2 separate regions of the Homo sapiens genome follow, and region 1 is linked to region 2. A link is an interaction called in ENCODE POLR2A ChIA-PET data of the cell type or tissue named here. Cell type or tissue: HepG2. All regions are shown on one strand. Each heading gives the region's core, and the rest is flanking DNA. Links, peaks and the distances in the headings are about the cores only. Region 1 overlaps ETS2 (ETS proto-oncogene 2, transcription factor). Region 2 has its middle 12 kb from the start of LINC01700.

The links. ChIA-PET counts read pairs that join two places held together with the same protein. Peaks named below come from ENCODE experiments on the same cell type or tissue, not always from the same donor. Only the 100,000 strongest peaks of a DNase experiment are listed, where the experiment ranks them.
Region 1: POLR2A ChIA-PET joins it to region 2 with 5 read pairs; 3 of 35 experiments call an interaction of 5 or more read pairs at or near these places.

What each region holds. Positions count from the first base shown.
Region 1 is chr21:38,818,894-38,828,693 of GRCh38, forward strand. ETS2 (ETS proto-oncogene 2, transcription factor) reads left to right here. Exons shown (of 10, transcript NM_005239.6): 8 at 610-873; 9 at 2,693-2,811; 10 at 3,781-6,062. The coding sequence ends at 3,996. Among named protein-coding and RNA genes, the nearest start is that of ETS2, 18 kb to the left of the region's middle. RefSeq lists an enhancer at 3,508-4,045. In HepG2, for the core only: no CTCF peak of the experiment used is centred there; a DNase peak (open chromatin) is centred at 5,568.
Region 2 is chr21:38,960,931-38,970,730 of GRCh38, forward strand. No RefSeq gene overlaps it. Among named protein-coding and RNA genes, the nearest start is that of LINC01700, 12 kb to the right of the region's middle. In HepG2, for the core only: no CTCF peak of the experiment used is centred there; DNase peaks (open chromatin) are centred at 4,541 and 5,271; H3K4me3 peaks cover 593 bases.

The sequences.
Region 1 (9,800 bases), core at 2,457-7,456, 140 kb before region 2:
TTTATGGAGGCGATGCAGGAATGTGACATTTCTTCTTATGGAGATGTAACATAAATACAGTGCACAAGTCTCAGGTCATGTGGCTGGTTGGATTTGTGTATGTATGTATACCCATGTAATAACCATCCAGATGGAGATAGAGAAGTTTCCAGTAGCCTGGAAGATTCCTTCGTACCCCTTCCCATCAATAATGTCCCCCCGACAGAAGGGAACGATTCTGACTTTTATCATTACGGATTAGGTTTTGATTTTCTTGAACTTTACATAGATGGAATCATAAGGCATGTTTTCTTTTGTGTTTGTCTTTTACTCATCATGTCTGGGATTCATGCATGTTGTTGGATGTAGCAGCCATGTGTTCTTTTTCATCGCTGTATAGTATTCCATTATAAGAATTTTATTCATTCTACTGTTGATGGAAGATAGGATTTGTGTAGTATAGTTACCCTAAGGAATAAGCACCTGAGTAGAGAGCATTTTGAGAAGTCTGAGTGGTTCTACACCAGCAGGTGCATGATTGCACTGGTAGTGGTTGGTGATGCTATGGTCGTGCCCAAGACCAACTGTGTCCTGGAGGAATCAAAGTATGTGTTTGGTTGTCTTTGCCAGGGACTCCCAAAGACCACGACTCCCCTGAGAACGGTGCGGACAGCTTCGAGAGCTCAGACTCCCTCCTCCAGTCCTGGAACAGCCAGTCGTCCTTGCTGGATGTGCAACGGGTTCCTTCCTTCGAGAGCTTCGAAGATGACTGCAGCCAGTCTCTCTGCCTCAATAAGCCAACCATGTCTTTCAAGGATTACATCCAAGAGAGGAGTGACCCAGTGGAGCAAGGCAAACCAGTTATACCTGCAGCTGTGCTGGCCGGCTTCACAGGTGTGTGTGGAACTCCGAGAGCCTGGCCGCCCAGTCTCCTGGGTCCTGTCCCTTGCTTCCTTTCGAGCCACAGTACCACATTCACCGAGGGTGTTTCTAAGCTAGGTACACCAGTGCTCTACACTCCATGTTTTATGCGTGGCTTGCTGTATCTCTGAATTCGACAAAAGCCACACTTGGAGGAATTTTCATGTACACAGAGCTCCATGGAATGAGTGAAAATTGACAGGCCACTCCCTCCACCTGGGACGTTCTGAGGAATAGTTGGAGCAGGGGACATGGCCTGTGCAGTCTTCAGCCCTGACTCACCCACTCCAAGAATCTCAAAGAATGTAAACTGGCTTAGGGAGGGGCAGCAGAGCCAGTCTCAAATAATATGGGCACTGTTTACCTTTTCTTGCTTCTAAAATCTATCTGCTCTTATTTTTGAGGTTTGGGTGAGAGCTATTCTAGGCAGTGGACAAATATAAAGCTGTTTTTAGAAACAGGTATTTCCAGTACTTTAGCGAAAATACTGGGGCTTTGTTTTCACTGCTTCGTGTATCCTTAAATGCGTTTTTGTTTTTGTTTTTTTAACCATATGGAGCCACTGTGGATTGAAATTACCTAACTTAAAAAAATCTGATAAGTTTAAAATAAGGATACTGAGGCATTCATTCTTTTTCTGTCATCTAAGAACAATCAGCCACGTAAACGTATTAAAATACACGGAAAGAGTGTGTGAAAGCCATTATCGGTTTCATTATTGGGAGTTTAGGGCCTGAGAAGAATAAACAGCCATAACGTTAGTGTGGTTCATTTTAATAGTAACATAAGTTTCTGTTTATTGACTGCCAACTCTGTAGTTAAGTAGGCATACAGTCTGTAGGACAGCCTGGCATGGGGGTGGTATGAGGCCATTTTACAGATGGGGAAATTGGCTCACAGGCAGACAGCTATCGGTGCTCACACAGCTCTGGTTCTAGAATGCCTGTCCCGTGCTTTACAGCAAAGCTTTATTGATAACGGCCATTGCGTTTCTGAGGAAGAGCTATTTGGTAGAAAGAGGTTGGGCTTAGGGTCGGAAGATCTAGGCTCTTCTCCTGTTTGCTGTGATGGGCGTGTGATCCAGGACAAGGCACCTGGCCTCTGAGCCGCATCTTATCCCTCCTCTTTAGAACAGAACCACACTGACACCTGCTTTGCAAGGTGGTAGTTCTAAATGTCAATCGAGGACAGGTGGACGAGAAGCTCTTGGCAAAGCATGCTTCACCAGACAGAGGCTGTGAGGCAACGGGTGTGACCCCGCGTGGCTATTGAGTAAACCGGGCTCACATTAAGCAATTTACACATGGTCATTTGGCAGGAAGGTGGCATGGGATCCCACGTATGACACGCCTCATTCTGTGATGAAACACCCCCTCAGCCACCCCCATCTCTGCCCCACTGGGTGTTTCTAGAAAAAAACCTTGAAGGTTTTTACATAAGGAACAATTAAACCAGATGGGGAATTTTAATGCCAAGAGTTGGTGGCCCTAAACTTTCTTCCAGAAAGAACAAACCTAGCAATCAAGGGGAAGAGTGTCTCGCCTAGTGACCTTATTTTCTAGGAGTAGGCAGTGTGGAGCAGGAACTCACATTTGGTGCCCCGCCCCATCCCGTTAAAGCACTTAGTACTGTCACCAACACCTTGAGTGCCACCCTGAGTGTAACATCGGAACCCCATTCAGAGAGTTGGGTCTGCATTCCTAAATCAGCATGTACAATTAGGATGGTTAAAGACTTGCTGTATTTTACATCTGTGAAAGGGTATGATCCGTCTCCCTCCCTCTCCCCGCAGGAAGTGGACCTATTCAGCTGTGGCAGTTTCTCCTGGAGCTGCTATCAGACAAATCCTGCCAGTCATTCATCAGCTGGACTGGAGACGGATGGGAGTTTAAGCTCGCCGACCCCGATGAGGTATGGCCAGAGCCCTGGGAAATCTCTGGGCTTGAAAACCTGATTTCCTGCTTGCATTCAAAAACTCAGTTCTTTGGGCACAAAAAAGGGTTCACCAGTACTGCTGAGAATCTTTCCACGTGAGGCATCCTTGGCTGTTGGGAAAATGGAAGTGGAGTCATTGCTTTGTTGATAAACGTGTACAGTGTTTTCTGGGTATGCTTCATACAAGGGCGTTGCACAGATTTCACTGTCTTGATCAGTTGTCTGATCAAGAGGCCCAAGCTGCAAACTGAGGTTCTCTGCTGACCATCTGAAAATGCCTTAGGAAGGCTGCCCTTGTCCATCGGGGGAACAAGCCTCATGTGGCCCCGAGCCAGCCTTCTGTCCACTCCTTAGCTGAGCCCAGCAGTGTTGACCCCAGCCCTGCAGAGTTAGAACCAGGAGCCCTGTCTAAAGGAGAAGGCCAAGGGCAGGTGGGATACCAACCCCGCCAGAAAAGCGTTAGAGAGAAGCCCTTGGTCTCTGGCACTGGGGAGCGTAATCTGTCACCATTCCCACCCCGCCTCCAGTTCCCTTGGGAGACAAGCATTGAGGAATGAGTATATCACACAGCTCAGAATCCCACTCGGCACCTGTTAACTTCAGTAGTTGGAATATCCAGCCTGGAGGGTGGGTGACACCACCTTTCCCTGGTCTCAGGACCCTCCTGGCTCTGAACCCTTGGCTCCCAGGAGGTTTCACTGAGCTGGGGCCAGGGAGCAGGGACCTCATTCCCCAGTGGTTCTGCCCCTTGGGGACACAGTGCCCCTACCATAGGTACTCAAAGGTACTCAGAGGTACTCAAAAGGTCCTCCTGCGGACCTTGTGTAGGTGTCAAGTTCTCTCTAGAGTGAACATGCCTCAGAATCATAATCAGGGAGGAATGTCATTCACTTTTTCTTCATTGACAAATTGAGTTTAACTCTTTTCCATCCATGTTCACCAAAGGTGGCCCGCCGGTGGGGAAAGAGGAAAAATAAGCCCAAGATGAACTACGAGAAGCTGAGCCGGGGCTTACGCTACTATTACGACAAGAACATCATCCACAAGACGTCGGGGAAGCGCTACGTGTACCGCTTCGTGTGCGACCTCCAGAACTTGCTGGGGTTCACGCCCGAGGAACTGCACGCCATCCTGGGCGTCCAGCCCGACACGGAGGACTGAGGTCGCCGGGACCACCCTGAGCCGGCCCCAGGCTCGTGGACTGAGTGGGAAGCCCATCCTGACCAGCTGCTCCGAGGACCCAGGAAAGGCAGGATTGAAAATGTCCAGGAAAGTGGCCAAGAAGCAGTGGCCTTATTGCATCCCAAACCACGCCTCTTGACCAGGCTGCCTCCCTTGTGGCAGCAACGGCACAGCTAATTCTACTCACAGTGCTTTTAAGTGAAAATGGTCGAGAAAGAGGCACCAGGAAGCCGTCCTGGCGCCTGGCAGTCCGTGGGACGGGATGGTTCTGGCTGTTTGAGATTCTCAAAGGAGCGAGCATGTCGTGGACACACACAGACTATTTTTAGATTTTCTTTTGCCTTTTGCAACCAGGAACAGCAAATGCAAAAACTCTTTGAGAGGGTAGGAGGGTGGGAAGGAAACAACCATGTCATTTCAGAAGTTAGTTTGTATATATTATTATAATCTTATAATTGTTCTCAGAATCCCTTAACAGTTGTATTTAACAGAAATTGTATATTGTAATTTAAAATAATTATATAACTGTATTTGAAATAAGAATTCAGACATCTGAGGTTTTATTTCATTTTTCAATAGCACATATGGAATTTTGCAAAGATTTAATCTGCCAAGGGCCGACTAAGAGAAGTTGTAAAGTATGTATTATTTACATTTAATAGACTTACAGGGATAAGGCCTGTGGGGGGTAATCCCTGCTTTTTGTGTTTTTTTGTTTGTTTGTTTGTTTGTTTTTGGGGGGTTTTCTTGCCTTGGTTGTCTGGCAAGGACTTTGTACATTTGGGAGTTTTTATGAGAAACTTAAATGTTATTATCTGGGCTTATATCTGGCCTCTGCTTTCTCCTTTAATTGTAAAGTAAAAGCTATAAAGCAGTATTTTTCTTGACAAATGGCATATGTTTTCCACTTCTTTGCATGCGTTTAAGTCAGTTTATACACAAAATGGATTTTATTTTTTAGTTTAACTGTGTTTCTCCGACAGCTCACCTCTCTCTGACCACCCAGCCATTTCCTTCCTGTGCTCCACGTTCTTCTGTGTGATTAAAATAAGAATATTATTTTTGGAAATATGCAACTCCTTTTCAGAGATCAGGAGGGATTTATGTAGCAGCTATTTTTACTGCAAAAGTAATTCACTGGAAAAAAAATGTAATTTGTAAGAAAGCTTTATTTTTATCTCAGCTCTATGTAAAGTTAAAGTTACTGTACAGAGCTGAAGGACGGGGGGCGGTAGGGGTCTTGATGAAACCTCTTGAACGAAGCACAGTTTGTCCCATCTTTGTTCACTCGTGTGTCTCAACCATCTTAATAGCATGCTGCTCCTTTTTGCTCAGTGTCCACAGCAAGATGACGTGATTCTTATTTTCTTGGACACAGACTATTCTGAGGCACAGAGCGGGGACTTAAGATGGGAAAGAGAAAGCATCGGAGCCATTCATTCGGAGAAAACGTTTTGATCAAAATGGAGACTTTTGTAGTCGTTTCAAAAGAGCACCTGAGTCATGTGTATTCCCGGCCTTTATAAATGACCCGGTCAAGTTGGTTTCAAAGTCCGACAGGCTTGTCTGTTTACTAGCTGCGTGGCCTTGGACGGGTGGCTGACATCTGTAAAGAATCCTCCTGTGATGAAACTGAGGAATCGGGTGGCCGGGCAAGCTGGGAAGAGCAAAGCCAGAGCTGCGCTGCCTCAATACCCACAAAAGACCATTCCCAGTATACATAAGCACAGGATGTTTTTCTCAAGAGGGATGTATTTATCACTTGGACATCTGTTTATAATATAAACAGACATGTGACTGGGAACATCTTGCTGCCAAAAGAATCCTAGGCAGTGGCTCATTGTATGTGAGGTTGAACCACGTGAAATTGCCAATATTAGGCTGGCTTTTATCTACAAAGAAGGAGTTTCATGGGGTTCAGCCTAACAGTTATGGAAACTACAGTCCTTATAAACCATTGGCATGGTAATAAACAGATCTTAAGTATAAAAATTTTGTAATTGGGCCTTTACTCTCTCAATAATAAAGTATTTTGTTTATATAAATTCTTTGTGATAGTCCTCGTTCTTCCTCTCCACACCCAGCATGAAGGAGTTGGAGGAAGGATGTTAACCCCAGATCCATTCTCTACTCAAAACATTCCATCATCAAGCGGCAAGTCTCTGTTTAACTGGTTTATACACAAGTCACTTAGAAACCACAACCCAAATTGGAATCAACTTTGAGCCCTTCCTAAAAGAATTCCCAAAAAGTGCTCTCTTTCAAAACAAAAAATTCTTTTAAGAAAGTGTTATAATAGAAAGATTCAAATGTCTTTCTTTGCCAGAAGCTTGGCAGAGATAACAGAGGAGAGATTCTGGAATGTTTATATTAAGTACATTAGAATTTGAGGTTTAAGTACTTTTGGAACTGAGGCCACAACACTCTGTCCCCTCAGTGGAGTCTGACATTGGTAAGGTGATGGTGGTCTTAGGACACCTGTTTTCAAATTTGTTCTCTTTACATGCTCCAAAATTAGTGAGTATGCCAAAAAGCTTATATTCATTGGTGCGCTAGAGCCAGCTCACTGTGTTCTCCCGAGAGCTACATGTCCCTTCCCATCATCGCATCAGTAATGGTAGCTTGAGATGGGGCGTGATGAGAGTATTTACACCATGGGAATCAGCAGACACTACAAATCAGGGCCTTCTCTCCCCCAGAGTGCTGATTGTTAAACATTTACCAACACTCTACTGGTTATATCTATCAATAATTTCCATATTAGAAATTAAAGTAAATTTTAAAAGAATTCATTTAAAAATAATTTTACTTATTGGCATTAACAGCATTTTTTTCTTGCAAAAAGTAATTATTTTTTAAAAAGTTAGCATGGCATTGTTTCACATTTGCAAATCTCTTTAATGTCTGGTTTAGTATTAGAGCTGGATTCTTCTGTTTCTGCATTCAATCTGTTTGCATATATTTTGATAGAGTATGTGAAGAAAATCCGGCCTAACAGATATGTAACAGAAACAAGGAGGAGCATTTAAGACTATTTCAGATAATTGTAGATATTCTTTCTTTACTATGCCAAAACTTAACAAAGTATAATTCCTTAGTTGCAATTCAGGTATGAAACCATATTAATAAACTTTCCTAAGGTTACATTAAATTCCATTGGCCTACGTTGCACTTTGAACAGATCTTTTAGCCGTGTGTGATTTTGTAACATCCTGCATTGGTCACTTGGAAAATATTGCTTCAAAATGTTAACACATTTCAAAATATAATATTCAACAATTACATTACTTAATATCACCACAAATCACATCAGAAAATTACTGGGAAACTATCAAACTCACAGTGGTGGATACACACTTTTTAAAATTCAAATTTTCACTTGAAACCTCAAATTTTATAATCAGCAACAAATACCCCTAAGTATTTGAGGAGAGATTCTCGGATGTTTATACTAACTACATTAGAATTTGAGGTTTAAGTACTTTTGGAACTGAGGCCACAACACTCTGTCCCCTCAGTGGACTCTGACGTTGTTAAGGTGATGGTGGTCTTAGGACACCTGTTTTCAAATTTGTTCTTTTTACATGCTTCAAAATTAGTGAGTACGCCAAAAAGCTTATATTCATTGGTGTGCTAGAGCCAGCTCACTGCGTTCTCCCAAGAGCTACGTGTCTCTTCCCACCATTTTGGGGGGGAAGCGACAGGCTCACTTTATTTAGTTTTTGAGGAAGGACCAGCCAAATACCCAAATCAGAATAATTTGCCAGTTATTCTCTCAGATAAAAGTGATATTCATGAATAGAGTGGACAGTTTAGCTTGCAACTCAAATACACAATTGCATCTCCTTACAACAATCACCATATTTCAGTATGTGTGCAGACCAGTTCTTTAAGTGTACTTTCCATTTTATTACACAGAAATTAAAAAGATGTGTTTTCCATTAGTAAAAAATAAGTTTTTACTGCTTCATCAAGAGCATTCTTGAGGCCAGGTGTGGTGGCTCACACCTGTAATCCCAACACCTGGGGAGGCTGGGGTGGGCGGATCACCTGAGGCCAGGAGTTCGAGACCAGCCTAGCCAACGTGACAAAACCACATCTCTACTAAAAATACAAAAATCAGCCAGATGCGGTGACACATGCCTGTAGTCCCAGCTACTTTGGAGGCTGAGGTTGGAGAATCACTTGGACCTGGGAGGTGGAGGTTGCAGCCAGCCCGGGTGACAGAGCGAGACTCTGTCTTAAAAAAAAAAAAATTCTTGAGTGAAACTCTTATTTTTTCTTTTCTTTTTTTCTGCAAGTGCATGGTGGTGGTGGAGAGTGCAGTGACACAGTGACTGCCAACTGTTCCGGTTCACGTGATTCTGGTTCAGCACCATAGTGCAAAACCACCTGTGCTTTTATACCATCATAGCAAAGGTCAAAAAGTCAAGCGTGGATTTGTATCCTTGTAAAAATAGTCTTAACCTTGAGGATCCTTCTGAAAGGGTCTCGGAGACCTCAGAGTCTGTGGGGCACATTTTGACAATCGTTCTAGAAAGAAGAGAGGCTCACTCAGAGCAAAAGTGGTGGATCTCTGGAGGACAAAGCGAAGGTAGGGAAAATTAGCCTTTGGCCTCCCAAATCCAGTGTCCGTGCTTCCAGTCTTCTGACCTTTTCATAGCCAGGTAAGGAGGAAGCATTTCTTGTTTAAATCAAGAAGAATTGTCTAGTCTGCATGATAAAGAAAAGTTCCTTCACACAGGGTGAAATGGATACTCTCAAAGCCCTTTTCCTGCCATCCTTCTATCTTTGTTCTTTTCCATGCTCCAGTCCAATTCCAAATCTGTTTCAGGAAACAAAAAATGTATATTTTGCCACTTTTTTTTGAGACAGGGTCTTGCTTTGTTGCCAAGGCTGGAGTTTAGTGGCATGATCACAGCCCACTGTAACCTCAACCTCCTGGACTCAAGTGATCCACCCATCTCAGCCTCCTGAGTAGCTGGGACTACAGGCATGCACCACCAGACCCATCTGATTTTTAAATTTCTTGTAGAGATGGGGTCTCCCTATGTTGTCTAGGCTGGTTTTAAACTCCTAAAATCAAGGGATCCTTCTGCTTTGGCCTCTTAAAGTGCTGGGATTATAGGCATGAGCCACTGCACCTGGTCTTGCCACAGTTTTTCTGAAACTTAGAAGAAAAGAGGAAAGGGAAGGGAAATAAGTATTTAGAGAAATCATTTTTCGGAACATCTTCAAAACTGGGATTGTGCAGAGATGAAGTCATGGGGCCTGCCTGCCCGCCTTTTCCATGGCGGGGAAGAAGCAGAATTACATTTCCGTCAGTTCTGCCCCACATCCTGGCTCTCCCCCATGTCCTGGCTCTCCCCAACATCACTCAACCAGCTTTATTTATTTATTTGTTTATTTATTTATTTATTTATTATACTTTAAGTTTTAGGGTACATGTGCACATTGTGCAGGTTAGTTACATACGTATACATGTGCCATGCTGGTGTGCTGCACCCACTAACTCGTCATCTAGCATTAGGTATATCTCCCAATGCTATTCCTCCCCCCTCCCCCCACCCCACAACAGTCCCCGGAGTGTGATGTTCCCCTTCCTGTGTCCATGTGTTCTCATTGGTTCAATTCCCACCTGTGAGTGAGAATATGCGGTGTTTGGTTTTTTGTTCTTGTGATAGTTTACTGAGAATGATGATTTCCAATTTCATCCATGTCCCTACAAAGGACATGAACTCATCATTTTTTATGGCTGCATAGTATTCCATGGTGTATATGTG
Region 2 (9,800 bases), core at 3,042-8,041:
ATAAGGAGTGGCAATGGAGCTTGCAGGCCGAAGAAACTATAACTTGGGTGTGATTGACAAGAGCTTAGGCTAACACATGCCTGCTTCTATAATTATATTGTTTGTCTAGAGAGAAAAAACAAAAAAACAATAAATCATCCAGCGGTGCATGACTGGCTTAGTTCTCTGTCTCTCTCTCACTGGGAAACTCACGATGAAGTTCTTCCAGGAAGAGGTTGCAACCCCACCTGCCCACCATTCTCCATGACACCTGTCACTGACCAAGATGCAAGAAACACATGGGCCCCTGCAAAATCTCTCGATTCATTTTACTGTTTCTTGGTGAACTGACTTGTATTATCTCCCTTTTCGCTACCCTTATTAGTTTCCTACAAACCACTACAAGTTAGCAGCTTAAAACCACACATGGCGGGGCGTGGTGGCTCACGCCTGTGATCCCAGCACTTTGGGAGGCCAAGGTAGGCGGATCACGAGGTCAGGAGTTGGAGGCCAGCCTGGCCAACATGGTGAAACCCCGTCTCTATTAAAAATACAAAAATTAGCCGGGCGTGGTGGCACGCTCCTGTGGTCCCAGTTACTCAGGAGGCTGAGGCAGAAGAATCGCTTGAACCCAGGAGGCGGAGGTTGCAGTGAGCCAAGATTGCACCACTGCACTCCAGCCTGGGTGACAGAGCAAGACTCCATCTCAAAAAAAAAAAAACAAAAAAAACATGTACTATCCTACAGCTCTGGAGGCTGAAAGCTCAAAAATCAGCCTCACTGGGCTAAAATTATGGTGTTGGCAGCGCTGGTTCCTTCCGGAGGCTTTAACGGTGAATTGTTCCTTTGCCTTTCCAGCTTCCAGAGGCTGCCCACGTTCCTTGGCTCATGGCCCCTTCGTCCATCTTTAAAGGCAGCAGCAAAACCCAAGTTTTCTCCACCTTCTCTCCCTCCTTCCATCATCACATCACCTTTTCTGACTTGGACGCACCCAAGTCCCCCTCATAAAGTCCCTGTGATTACACTGGGCCCACCCAGATCACCCAAGACCATCTTCCCCCCTCAAGATCCTTCACACAATCACGTCTGCAAAGTCCCTTCTGCTGTGTCAGGTGACACATTTGCAGCTTTTGGGAACATTACTTCCTCTCCCACTGCATTTTGGCGAGCACAAAGCTGAGACATCTCACAAGAGTGATCCCTGATCTGGGATTTGAGAAGTATGGTCACTAGAAATCAGACAGAAATCTGCCCACCTGCACTGTGGGTGTCATCCCACTATTTAAACACCAGCTAAAAAGCTCTAGGGTGTCTGCAGATGCCATCAGCCCAACTTCAATAATGACCATATCTATGTGGGCCTGTGTGCTTACCCACTGCAAATCTAAACAGCTGTCACCAAAACATCCCAGATCCATCCCCTCTCTCTGCCCTACTGCTCCCCCTGGTCCAAGACACCACAGTCTCTCCTGGGGACACCTACAGCAGCTGCCTGAACAACCTTCCCACTTCCTGCTGGGCATCCTGTAGCCCCTGGCCCATGCAGCAGCCTGTGGCCTCCCCAGAAGGTATACCCAGTCCCATCAGTTCCAGCTCAGAAGCCCCCACTGGCTTCCCAGAACATATGGAGTTAAATTCAAGGCTCAAGTGGCCTCACAGCCCTCATCCTATGGCCCTAGCTCCCTCTCCAACCCCATCTCACTCCTCACCTGCTTAGTTCATCCTCCCTATGCCCAGAGTTTTCTCTTCAGTTCTTCATATGATACTGGGTCTTCTTCAGGCCTCTGGCCCCAGCAGTTCCATCTGCTGAATCCACCTCCAGGCCTCACCTTTTTGGCCTGGGATGGAGTGTGTTGACTTTGATCACCAGCCATTCTATCCTCCTCCAAGGCAACTTATGACTGCCTTGAGGAAGCTGGATGTCATGTCCCCCCAGGTTTCACATACCGAAGTCCTAACCTCAAGTACCTTAGAATGAAACTGTATTTGGACATGGGGTCATTGCAGATGTAATTAGTTGAGATGAGGTCATCAGGGTGGGCTTTAATTCAACATGCTGGTGTGCTTATAAAAAGGGGAAACCTAGACATGGACACGCACACAGGGAGAACACCCTGTGAAGACAAAGGCAGGAATCGGAGCAATGTGTCTACAAGCCAAGAAGCACCAAAGATGGCCAGCAACCCAGCAGAAGCTGGGAAAAGGCCTGGAAGAGATTCTCCTTCACAGCCTCAGGAAAACCAACCCAGCTGACACTTTGGTCTTGTACTTCCAGCCTCCAGAACGATGAGACAAAAAATGTCTGTTTTGTTGTTGTTGTTGTTGTTGTTGTTGATGATGATGATGGAGTCTCACTCTGTCACCAGGCTGAAGTGTAGTGGCACGATCTCGACTCACTGCAACCTCTTGCCTCCCAGGTTCAAGTGATTCTCCTGCCTTAGCCTCCGAGTAGCTGGGACTACAGGCATATGCTACCACACGCAACTAATTTTTTTGTATTTTTAGTAGAGTGGGGGTTTCACCATATTGGCCAGGATGGTCTCAATCTCTTGACCTCGTGATCCACCCGCCTCGGCCTCCCAAAGTGCTGGGATTACAGGTGTGAGCCACTGCGCCAGGACAAATGTCTGTTGTTTAAGCCGCCCAGTCTGTTATGGCAGCTCTAGGGAGCTGATATGCTGGGAAAGCTACCATCATATTTTCTGATCCCTTGCAAGGACTCTAGAAGAGTAGGCCCCCCAACTCAACTCAATGCCCTTGCGTAGGGTTTGGACGGTGGAGGTGAGTGGAAGCAGGCGGCTGTGTTGCTGCTTCTTGGCTGGTGCTCTTGGGTGGCCCAGCTGTGGCAGCACTGGGGGTTCCTACAACAGTGTCAAGAGGCTTTGTTTTGTGAGTGTCATGAGGCAGTTCCCATGGCTACAGGCAGGCTGCTCCCAGACCCCTGGATCCAGCCTGTAACACATTCGTGTGTGTGTGTGTGTGTGTGTGTGTGTGTGTAAAGATGGGGTCTCACTATGTTGACCAGGCTGGTCTCAAACTCCTGGGCTCAAGTGATCCTCATATCCTCCCATCTCGGCCTCCCAAAGTGCTGGGATTACAGACATGAGACACTGTGCTGGCCTGTCACACTTTTTTTTTGAGACAGAGTCTCGCTCTGTCGCCAGGTTGGAGTGCAGCGGCATGATCTCGGCTCACTGCAACCTCTGCCTCCCGGGTTCAAGCGATTCTCCTACCTCAGCCTCCCGAGTAGCAGGGACTACAGGTGTGCACCACCACGCCCAGCTAATTTTTGTATTTTTAGTAGAGACAGGGTTTCACCATGTTGGCCAGGATGATCTCAATCTCTTGACCTCGTGATTTGCCCGCCTCAGCCTCCCAAAGTGCTGGGATTACAGGTGTGAGCCACTGCGCCCAGCCCTGTCACACATTCTTGAGCCAGTGGCTACTACCCCAGCTACTGGTTCCTGATTTTCCTGACAGCAGCAGTGAGCGCAGCTCCGGGCAGCCCACGGGGTGTGATTTGGGGAGCTGCTGTGGAGGCCCAGCCTTCTGAGGGATTCTGAAAGTACCTAATACCCTGCATTAAATCCTGTTCTGCTCAACTTAACCAGAAGGACAGCCTTTCCTGCAGGTGGACACTGGCAGCCTCACGTTTAGAAACAGATGCTGCTTTCCTCACGGACACCATCCACTCTTACACCACCCTCACTCTCACTGAGCTGTTTTCTATTGCACTCACAGGTATTTAAATGTGCTGCGTTTACTCGTTTGTTTGTGTACTTATTGCCTGAATTGTGACCTCCATGGAAACATCGACCTTGTCACTGGGCCTCTCTTCCGACATCCTCATGCCTAGAACAGCGCTTGGTGCAGTGGCCGCTTTGGGGTATTTATGGAAGAAGAGAGAGAGAAAAGGAATTTCTAAGTTTGGCTTCTCCTTGAAGAAGCTTCCAAAGGCGTTTCTAGAACACTTAAAATATGTGAAAATAAGGGCTACCTAGGTTATATGTTAAATGAATTATGCTAAAGAAGACTCAGCAGTTGCTAACTTTTCTCATCTGCTCTTAAATATCCCATTCTGCTGTTTCAAATTAGAAACTCAGAGTTCCAAAACAGTGAGATCGTTTACTTCTTTTTCTAAAAAAAAAAAAAAAAAAAAAAAAGGCATTGGAATAACGGAAGTACTTTAAGAATCTATGGGGCAAGAATAGAAGCTAGTCATCGTTGTCTGTATAAACCAAAAATAAAATTCTAATGCCCCTCAGCTATCTGAACGGATCCCCCCTCTCGGCCAAGGGCCTTCCAGAGTTAACCTGAAAATCTAGTTCAGGCCAGGACGGGAAGTGGGGGTCAGACATGCCTCATCACCCCAACATCAACACAGACCTTCAGTCTGACAAGAAACATGTACAATATCTTGTTTCTGAAGCCTGCTACCTCGAGGCTTCCTCTGCATGATGAAACCTTGGTCTCCACAACCTTTCATCGTAACTCAGACATTCCTTTCTATTGATAGTAACTCTTTCAACCAATTGCCAATTGGAAAATGTTTACACGTGCTTATGACCTGGAAGTCACCCTGCCCCCGCCACCAACTTCGAGTTGTCCCACCCTTTCAGACAGGACCAACGTACATCTCGCAAATATTGATTGATGTCTCATGTCTCCCTGCAATGTATGGAAGCAAGCTGTGCCCCACCATCTTGGGCACATGTCCTCAGGACCTCCTGAGGCTGTGTCACGGGCGCATTCTTAACCTTGGCAAAATAAAACTTTCTAAATAGATTGAGACATGTCCCCGATACTTTTGGGTTCACGTCTGTCACTGAGATGGTAACTGTGGTCATTTGAATACCCCCTCACATTATCCTCATCTCGTCACAGCAGCCCTATTCATCTGGCAAATTGAGGGGGATCACTTGGAATATTATGTTTTTATTAAAAATACGATTTTGGTTTTCTAAGAGATGCTCTGGGCTGCTCTAAACCAGGGACTGCAGGGCCCACCTGTTTCTGCAAATGAGGTTTCATTGGCACTCAGCCAGGTCCATTTATTTACACATTGCCTAGGCTCCTTTCTAGAGCTGAGTTGTTGCGTCAGGGACCACATGGCCTTCAGAGCCTAAAATATTTACTCTCTGGCCCCTTAAGAAAATGTTTGTCAGCTCCTACTCTAAACAAAACCCCTGGCCACATGGCCTCTGGCGCTGCGTTAAGGTCTTTGCTGTGCCCTTTGCGGACACGGACACGCTAGGGATGAACTGACTCAGAGCCGGCCAGTTTCAGGCTCCTTCCTGGAGCGATAGGAACCTGTAATTCTCAGCCCATGTGACCAGTACTGGCCAATGAAATGCAAGCGGAACTGACCTGCGCCTCCAGGCTGAGGCAGTGAAACGCTCCTGAGCCTTTCCCCAGTCTCACTCTTCTCCCCTATGGCAACCAGCAAACTTCCAGAGAGCGGAGGCAGGGGCCCTGCACGGGGTAGAGCGCAGACTCCGCCACTGCCTACCTATGATGGGCTTGCAGTGAGCAAGAAATCAGCTGTTGCATATTATGGCACTGAGATTTTTAGGGTTGTTTGTTACAGCACGATAAGCCTAGCTCATTCTGACTAGGATGGTGGTCTTTTTGCTGTCATAATTAATTTCCATTTCTCAGGGTTTAAAAGGGTGCACTGCCCCCCCCCCCCCCCCCCGCAGATCTCAGGTGGGCATTTTTGAACTTAACTAGATAACAAAACACAGCTAAGACAAGTCCTTTTCTCCAGCAAAGATGGCAATGCTCTAATAACTCTGAGCATATTAAAGATTCTCCAAGACTCTAGCCTCTGCTGCAAAAACACATACAAATACCTACTACTACTGCTGCTGTGATGATGATGATGACAGCAATAGTGAGAATATTTTAAATATGCCAGGCACGGTGGCAACTGCTTTCCAAATATTATCATATTTAATCTGATCATTGCCCTATGAGGTAGGAAGTATTCTGATTCCCATTTTATAAATAAGGAACCCGAGGCTTAGAGAGCATCAGTGACTTGTTCAAGGTCACCCACAGCTGTCAAGTGACAGAACTTCGATAAAAATCCAGACTCCTTTAATGGAGTATGGAGGGAGGTCAGAAAACATAGGAAGTAAGGGATTGTGATTGACAATGCGTCCTTGCAAAGGGACAGGTTAAGAGACACAAGGGCAGCTGTCTGAGGTGTGCCATTCACCAGCTTCAGGAGAGAAGTGGCAGGCTACCTCCAGCTATCCAGCCCTATCCAGCCAAGGAAGCTTGGGAGACATGTTAGTTCCCGCCTTCATTTCCATCAGCAACCTCAAAGCCACCCCTTGATATGATGAAAATAACATTGTTTGATAAAGAGTTGATATTCTCAATCTTATGAAAATGTGGATTAAAGCATCTTACTGATTTATTTAATCTGAAACAAAACAGCTGTTAAAGTGAACTAAATATGGTCTGAGAAGGACTCCGTACTTCTTTTTTTTTTTTTTTTTTTTTTTTTTTTTTGTAGATGGAGACTTGCCCTGTTGCCCAGACTGGAATCCAGTGGCACAATCTCGGCTCACTGCAGCCTCCACCTCCCAGGTTCCAGTGATTCCACTGCCTCAGCCTCCCGGGTAGCTGGGATTACAGGCACACACCACCACGCCCAGCTAATTTTTGTATTTGTAGTAGAGATAGGGTTTCACAAGTTGGCCAAGCTGGTCTCGAACTCCTGACCTCAGGTGATCCAGCCACCTTGGCCTCCCAAAGTGCTAGGATTACAGGCGTGAGCCACTGCGCCCAGCCAGGGCTCCATACTTCTATATTTGAGTCCTTGTGGATGAACTGCAACCTAGCTTAATAGGTAGACAAGATTGAAAACCTAACTTAGGAGTATGCGCCCGGAACAATAGCTGAGTCTTGGCCAAGCCCAGCGGCCGTACTTCAACCACTCATATGCTGCTGAGTCTTTAAGCTGTGTTCAAATAAGGCAAACACCATACTGCAACCAATCCAGCCATCCTGTACCTCACTTCCAATTTCTGTACATCATTTCCCTTTCTTTGTCTATAAATCTTCTTCCACCACGTGGCTGCATGGTAGTCTCTGCTGTGACTCTGGGGGCTGCCCGATTTGCGAATCGTTCATTGCTCAATTAAACTCCTTTAAATTTAATTCAGCTGAAAATTTTCTTTTATCAAAGCTAAGTAAGAATTTGCCAACACGTTGAGTAAACTTAATCATTTCTTCCAACCAGATTGCATCCCCGAGTCTCTCCTTTTGGGAAATTTCAGAACCTACACTGCCGCCCAGCTCTCTGCCTTCCTACAACTCAGCCCACCCATGACCGCACCTCATTCACGGCCCAGGTGTCAGGGACAGGGCAAGGGTAAGGGGGGTTCATCCCCCTGATAATAAGAAACCCAATGCTCTTCCTACCTTCTTGGTAGAAATCGCCTCTCTGGGACTTCATGACAGCCGCCTTTCCTATGGCATACATCATTTCTCGTGTTTTAGTGGCTTTGGTTTGCTTTTGAATGTGTGGTGGGAAGTTCCATGAAATTTATTAAATAACCAGGATATCCTGTTACCTTATCAAGGCCTCTATAGAAAACCATTGCCCTGGGAGAAGGGATGAAGGCACCTGAGACATCTCATATGAATCGTGATGGCAATGTCTCCCCTGCCCTGAGACAGCAAGACTGAGAATCAGGAGAGGTGGTTCTCATTATCCCTGAAAGCATTTTAGCTTGGATGTGGCCACTTTGAGGACTATAGCTGTAGGCACCCTAATTCGTGTTTTGTGATTATCAAAATATCTTCCGAATCCTGGACAGATCATGACATCCTTAAGCCCACTATCGTGAAGCCACATGGAGGTGGTGTCAGGTACAGAGCAGAGAACATTCGAGAGGCACTGGGTTGTCTGGGGGACCTCTGGGCTCCAGGAAGGTCCACATCTGCAGGGAGACAGTCCCACGGTTGATTCTGGAAATCCAAACTCTTACGAGAGTCAACCGCCAGCTTCACTTCGCTGTAATTACCCAGGCGAAGTGAGTGAACAATCTGAGCCTCCCCATAAAGCTAGCCCTCTAATTGTTGTGGTTTAACAGCCTCAGACCTCAGGCTGGGTGGAGAGGAGGGCAGGCCTCGCAGAAGCCAGACACCCGCAGGCAGCCAGGAGCGAACACAGTGCAAATACAACTGGCTCAGTCCTACAGCTCCTGTTTGGTTTACAGAGAATACCACCTCCAAGGCCATTCGCAAGCGCGACGTCACTCTAGTGAGAAAACAAGTAAAGCTGAGCTATTGACAAAAATATCCCCAACCATCTAACAAAATAGTAAGCCCAGCATTATTTTATTCCAGTAAAAACCCAATGACATAGGCCAGGGCCACAGTTACTATACCTTTGGTTGATGATTGTACTGAGGTTTAGGAAAGTCCCACGGCCTATAGGAGGTCAGACAGCCACAGTGGCAACCCTGGGCAGCCCTGGGCCAGGCTCTGGACCAATACACAGGCCACACACCTTTTTCAAAACCAAAAAGGAAGCACACTAGCAACTTATCCTCCATTCTAAACTCCTGTCACTTCCTGGGAGACCAGGTAAGGCTCTCCTGGATGTCTTCACAGAGCGGGCTTCATACGGGATCAGCCTTGACCTCCATTCATGCAGACAGGGATGGCAAGACAAAGCCTGAACACAGCATTCAACAAACAGACCCTGTGTCCAGGCTTGGAATTTCCCACTTAGGGCTGGTGATGGACGAGGACTCTGAGAAGTTCGTTCTGTTTGAACAAAAGAGGCCATGTCAATTTCAGAACCATGTATCTCTTAAATAATGCATAGTAATGTCCTCCATGCCTCTCTCTTGGAGGATCATCCAGAGGGTGATAGCATCGGAGCTTTGATCTTGGATTTTTGTGTCATCTATTCTGCCAATTTCTGATTCATTTGTCTCAACAATTTTGCCACCGTCTTTTCCCGGATCAGGTAAAGCAAAATCCAGATCAGCCCAGGCCTGTCTGCAAACAGAAATGAAGAAACTGTGCTAAATCTCAAAGATTCTGTCCTGCCCAAGGAGTGTCCTTACTTATAAATGGAGCGAAGCCTCCTGCACCTGCTACATGGGCTCGTGTGCGCACCGAACCCAAAGCTGCTTTCTGGGCTCACCATGCAGTCTCTCCACCTGAGGCCCCCACCCAGCCCCACCCTGTGATGCCCACACTGTGGGTCCACCTCGAAGTGCTGACATTCATCACCCTTTGAGGACATTCTGTGTGTCAGGGTCTGGGCTTACACCTTTGCAAGGGCATGTTTGTTTTGACTCTAACTTTCTTCTAATAGAAACTGAACTCTTATGTCTAATGGAAGTGATAGCGGTGTCAAGCACCCCCTTCACTTTTTTGTGGATGACCAAAACCTCATGCATAGGGACCCAGCCCACTGCCTTATGCAGGGTGGTGGGCATGCAGAAGTGTTTGTGGGCTGGATTTGAAAAGCTCCCACTTCAAAGATGAGGGGTCTATTTAATCCTGTGTTGTAATGTCAGTGCAGAAGGTTGAATCAGAGAGAATCTGAGAGGAGAAATCGCAAGCATCATGGCTGATTGCTTTCCTTTGTGTCTGGTGATGTCGCTGTGCCTGAATCCACGTCACTAACAATGGCCAACTGGCTTATGCCACCTACCCCCGTGGTCAGGGGTGGCAAGGTCTGACATCAGAAAGGAGGGCAAGAGGTTTGGGAAGGCAAAACCAACATCCCCTCCAAGAAGAGAGAACCGGCCTTCCTGCAAGGCCTACCCTTGATGGCCCTACCCAAG